Linked DNA regions of Homo sapiens: region 1 is linked to region 2. Evidence: chromatin contacts called from ENCODE Hi-C or POLR2A ChIA-PET data. All regions are on one chromosome and are shown on one strand. Each heading gives the region's core, a stretch centred on a gene start or an enhancer-like site at or near the end of the contact. The rest is flanking DNA. Distances are from core to core; before and after follow the strand shown.

Region 1 (2,813 bases), core at 36-2,535, 170 kb after region 2:
CATCTTTATATCAATGCAGCTATAAAATATGATTTTTAATATATTTTATGAGGGAAGGGTACACAGAACTCACTAAAGTCATAACACAGGTCTGTCCTCACTCCCATAAAACACAGTCAATCACTGCTCAATCTACAAAAGAACTGCCAGGCCACTTCTGGTCTTTTCTCCTCCTCCTCCCATGCCCCAGACTGAGAAGTGCATTAGGAGGAGACACTCCCTAGGGTGTAATTTCCAAGCCCTTAGGACTGGAAGGAGATGGAGTAGGAAAGGAGGCCAGTTGGTCCCTACATATTTTTGTCACTTCCTTTTGAGCGCAGGGCTCCTGCTCTGTCTGATTTTAGTTCTGAGGCACCAGAGGTATGAGGACAGCACCTGTCTGACCAGAGAAATGGTGGTAGAAAAGCAGGAGCAGAACTCCAGCAGTTCACTGCTCAGTTTAGCCTCCTAGGAAGTGCTAGAAGCCAGAACACGTCTAGCCCCAGGCCAGTCACTTCCCACACCACAAATCAAAACAGTTTCTGTCATGCTAGGGTGTCCTCACAGTTTTCTATCTCACATTTCTTCCTGGTTGATCGTGAGGGAAGAAAACCGGCAGATGTACTCCTTAAAGATGCAAATCTTATCTTGCCACTTACCTGGCTGAATAGCCTTTGGTGTTTCCCACTAGGCTTTCAGAGTCTTAATCTGATTCATTTAGGAGAAAGGAGAATTTATTATAACCTCCACTCCTACTAAGGTCCTCTCTGCTGCTTCTTCCCAACTCTCTTTCAAGAAGTATTAACTGGGAAGCTCAGCATTGAGAACTGCCGATTTGGTGCCATAGAGAAGTAGGCAGGCATGCCGTGCGTTAATGAATCATGTGCGTCCATGTGTCTTTCTGCATCCAGCTGAGGAGCAAGTTGACTTAGTAAATGAGTCCATATTTTACTGTACAAACCTGGCTGTATTAATTCCCCTCTACCTCTGATTTCTGCTATGCAATCCCAGCCAGAAGCTGGTGAGCTCACAAACTGGATTTGGGCCTGGGGGGAAGCAGGATATCTTATTCAGCTTAGCGTCTAAGCCTCAAGCTTCAACCCAACCGAAGACCTGCACTTGTGCAGCAATTGAGTGCAATTTCGATTCCTATTTGGCTCCTGTTCCTTCCAATGGGAACTTTGTGGGGCTGAGAGGAAGGGAGAAGAAATAATCTGCAGGACAGGAATCTGATTTTCCAGGATTCCTGACCACGTGCCATCAAATGCCAGCTGCACCTCTTCCCCTGTGATGGTGTAGCTTGTCCAGCCCCTCTGTGAACTGGCTCAGTCCCTATTGCTCCAGTCTTCTTGCCATTTCACCTCTGCCTGTGGCGTTTCTGACAGCTGGTCCTTCTTGTGTGTCCCCAGCATTTAACATGGTGTCTGGCACCTCCCATATATTTGTAGAATGGACATGTTAAATAGGCCTTGTCACCCCTGTTTCCTGGATGTAACTCAGAGAAACTCAGTAGTTTCCCCAAAGTCACACAGCTAGTAAGTGCTGGATCTGGAATCGACATCAGGCTGGCCTGGTTCCCAGTCCCTGCTCCTCTCTACAGGGCAAAGCAGAGAGCTGCTTTCCCTGGCATGGCCCCATTTGTATCCGGAGAGGGAAACTTCAGCTCACAGAGATTACATGCTCTGGTGCTGACAGCTTGTTCATCTCTTCCACTTATCTGCTGTCTATCTTTCTTACTAGTGAAGGTACTGGGGCATAGTTCTTATTAAATTAAGCGTAAGACAAAATCTTTTATTTAAAGCCATTTACCTGTCCATTTCCCCAGGGCAGCTCTTTATTAAGTGATTTCTCACATTTTCCGGATGACTCAGTCAGTGTGATGGGTGCTATGCCTGGAGAAGAGAGAGGGAGGACAGAGACAGGGGCAGAGAAAGCCAATAAAGCTGACTGAGTAGCTGGAAGGGAAAGCACAGTATCATGGCATAGGTGTAGAGAGAGTATTTGAAGCTTACTGTGAAGGCCGTCTGTCCCCACAGAGCTCTGGGAGCTACCCAAAATGTCCTCATCAGCAATTATGCCCTTCTGAGCCACTCCCTCTGAAGTACTGATTTCCCCCAGGAGGAAAAGCAGCTGCTGTTTGCCCTGTAAGGAGCCTCAGGGCAGAAGGCAGGTCTTGTGTTTCCAGAGGCCTGGGAAGCAAGGTGGAAAGGCCTAGAAAGGAGAGGGACTTGGGGGTAATGCTAGAAGCCAGACTTTATCCAGGGTAGAGTGTTGAGGGGGCTGGGCCCCTGTGAGAAAGAAAACCTCTCTAAGGTGAGAGTCGAGGCCTGAGAGTGACACGGCCCAAGGAACTGACACATGGCCGAGGTCTCATTGCCATTATTGTCAAGACTTTGAGAAATCCAGAGTAAACCAGTAAGGAGAATCTGTGAAAAGACGTGGCAACTGTGCTGGGATCCAAGACATTAAATTGGGTGTCCACCTGCTCTCAGGCTCGAAGGCCCTGCATGTGGAATGGAGTGTTAATCTGATGGTTCTCTCAGGCCCCCTCACGCCTAAGGGGGGGGGTCTTCGGCCTGGGTCAGAGCTTCCTGATGGTGCTGTCTGGACCTGACCTTTAAAGACACCTGCCATACCACCACGTGTGGAACATATGTGGGCTCATGAGGCTCAGACCCTGCCCTGAACCCCACTGTAGACAAAACATTTCTGATACTCCACAGGGCTGAGAGCAGGCTGGCTACCCAGGCAACCCGAAAAAATCCAGATCACTGGTCTTGGATCAGGATACCTGGACCCTAATACCAGCTTCCTGTGTGACCCTGGTCAAGTCT
Region 2 (2,700 bases), core at 69-2,568:
AGAAAGAACAGTGTGAGTAAAGCCCTGGGGCAGAGGGAACAAGCGACAGCTGGAAAGGAGAAGACTGAGAAGATCACACAGACTTTGAAGCATATTAGAGAGTTTTCCGTTTATTCCTAGAGTAACAGGGAGACTTTAATAGAATCAAGCTATAGAGGCTGGGCACGGTGGCTCATGCTTGTAATCCCAGCATTCTGGGAGGCCAAGGTGAGTGGATCACTTGAAGTCAGGAGTTTGAGACCAGCCTGGGCAGCATGGCAAAACCCCATCTCTACTAAAAATACAAAAAATAGCTGGGCATGGTGGCATTTGCCTTACTCCCAGCTACTCGGGAGGCTGAGGCAGGAGAATCACTTGAACCTGGGAGGCGAGGTTGCAGTGAGCCAAGATCACACCATTACACTCCAGCCTGGGTGACAGAGCAAGACTCTCAAAAAAACTAAGCAGTGGACTTAGAGGAGGAAGCGGGGTGGGTTACAAGCAGATTTCTGTTTCGGCAAGGTCCCTCTACCTGGAGCGTGACCAGCATTTGCAATAAATGTGGGGAGCATCAGAAGCAAGGCATCTGCAAGAATCTAGACAAGGGATGATAGTTGCTTGGGCCATAATGGTGGGCATGATGGTGGTAGAGAGAGAGAGAAATGGACAAGTATACAGGGAAAAAGGTACAAAATGCAAAGATACGATAAGTAAATATGACAGGACTTGGTGAGGGCTGAGGGAGAGAGAGGTATTAAATGACTAAGGTTTCTGAAGGGTGAAGCTTTGCCCCGAGACCTAGAGAACTAGTTCATTGGGGTAGATCGTGAAGTCAATTTTGGACATATTGGGCTTGAGTGCCTTTGGGGCATCTGGATGGAGATGTCAGAACCGCAGTTGGATGAGTGGTCCGGAGCTTGTGAGTCATCTGCATAGAGGTGCCTTGGAAACTGGGCGTGGACAAGATCCTCAGCAAGCACTCAGTGAGGATGGGGAGCATCTGGAGCCCAGCCTCGTGGGATTCCAACACTTAACAGCTGGGAAGAGGCGAAGCCCATGAGAGAGGCAGAGAAAACCCTGCCAGAAATTTAGGGGGGAAGCCTGAAAGCCAAGGGAAACAAGTGTGTGTTGAAAGAGGATGTGGTCAGGGAAGAAAGCTGCAGAGAGGTCAAAGAAAATGAAGACTTACGATAATAACTGCTGGAATAGCATCTATAGCAACAGTCATAGCCAATCTTCATTTTGAGACAGGCATTTTAACATATAATTTAACCTTCATGAGAATTCTGTAAGGCAGCTTCTATTACTCAATCATCCTGATTTTTTTTTGAGACGGAGTTTCTCTCTGTCACCCAGGCTGGAGTGCAGTGGCGCAATCTCAGCTCACTGCAACTTCCACCTCCCGAGCTCAAATGATTCTCTTTCATGCCTCAGCCTCCTGAGTAGCTGGGATTACAGGCATGCGCCACCATGCCCAGCTAATTTTGTATTTTTTGTATAGACAGGGTTTCGCCATGTTGGCCAGGTTGATCTCGATCTCCTGGCCTCAAGTGATCTGCCTACCTCAGTCTCCCAAAGTTCTGGGATTACAGGCATGAGCCACTACGCCCGGCCCATCCTCATTTTTACAGATCAGAAAACTGAGCACAGAGAGCCAAAGGCATTTGCCTGAGTCATTTGCAGCCAGTGAGTGATAAAACCGATATGGGAAGGCCTCTTTCTCATCCCACAGCCCCTACTCTTAAAAACTGTGTCCAGTGTTGGTAGAATAAAAAGCATCCAGGGAGGATGATGGGGAGGGGAGATTTTTTCCCCTTCAGAGATTTGGAGTCTCCTAAACACAGTCAAGGAAATACTCCATTGTTGCTAAAGTCCGAGTCCAGGGCTGGTGACTGTGGAATGGGCACTTCAGTGGCTGTTTCAGGTGGTGTGGTTCAGTGTTCAGTGAATGATCCAGCTGTACTTCCCATGTGAAAGGCTTATCCTGGTGCTGCAGGGCAGAGGCTGTCAGAGTGTTGTCCCTGGCCTGCCAGCATTGCCCGGAAACTTGTTAGAGGATTCAGATTTTCAGACTCCGCCCCAGATCTTCTGAACCAGATATCTGAGTTGGGGGGCTCAGGAATCCATGTCCTAACAAGCTTCCATGTGATTCTAATGCACAAGTTTAAGAGTCTTTGTTCTTGGAAGGAATCCTTGAAATGACAAAAAAGGAGACCAGAATAATGTATAATCCTTATATTGCACAGATGCAAGATACCTAGGCAGAAACCAGATGGAGGAGAGTCAGTGCTTCTCAACCCTGGCCGCACATGGGAATCACCTGAGGAGCTTTCACAATTACTAAGGCCAGGCCCCCACCCTCAGAAATTCTGATTCCAGTGGTCTGGGGTTGGCGAGAGCATTTAATTTTTGAAATGAGGATTTGAGTGGAGAATGGATGATTGAATAAACAGTGGGCAAGGCAGCCCATGTACTTCTGATTACAAAATTGTACTCTGGGGAGAAAACGAGGTAGGCTTTGAAGGCGAAGGGCAAAGTAAATGGAAGAAAAGCTGGACTTAGGCCCTTTGTGAATACCGGTAAAGATGGAATAATTCTGGAGACTGGAGTGGGGGTGAAGGTAGTTTGAATTAGTAACAATTCTTAACTATGGACTTTATTTTCAAAGAGATGTCAATAGTAAGATAGATATGCTTTGTAAATAAAGAAGCTCATTGGTAA

Evidence for each region. A loop is a pair of places that touch in the nucleus more often than their neighbours do. ChIA-PET counts read pairs that join two places held with the same protein, here RNA polymerase II (POLR2A). Pooled maps may share reads with other maps.
Region 1: a map of endothelial cell of hepatic sinusoid shows a loop between it and region 2 (2.6-fold over the local background). The contact joins two enhancer-like sites. A Hi-C loop is called at or near these places in 1 of 168 maps with a recorded cell type or tissue (endothelial cell of hepatic sinusoid), 3 of 37 single-sample maps with no recorded cell type and 2 of 50 pooled maps. POLR2A ChIA-PET finds 5 or more read pairs at or near these places in 2 of 52 experiments (BJ and PC-3).

Annotation. Positions count from the first base shown.
Region 1 is chr2:46,251,391-46,254,203 of GRCh38, forward strand. The region is part of intron 1 of LOC101926974 (a long non-coding RNA gene); the gene reads left to right. It overlaps LOC105374581 (a long non-coding RNA gene), which reads right to left. Exons shown (of 3, transcript XR_940052.3): 3 at 1,020-1,871. Among named protein-coding and RNA genes, the nearest start is that of EPAS1, 45 kb to the right of the region's middle. Within about 2 kb of position 1,286, at least 6 of the 41 ENCODE cell types and tissues checked have a DNase peak (open chromatin) inside an H3K27ac peak, as active enhancers do.
Region 2 is chr2:46,081,658-46,084,357 of GRCh38, forward strand. All of the region lies in intron 10 of PRKCE (protein kinase C epsilon), which reads left to right. Among named protein-coding and RNA genes, the nearest start is that of EPAS1, 210 kb to the right of the region's middle. Within about 2 kb of position 1,319, at least 3 of the 41 ENCODE cell types and tissues checked have a DNase peak (open chromatin) inside an H3K27ac peak, as active enhancers do.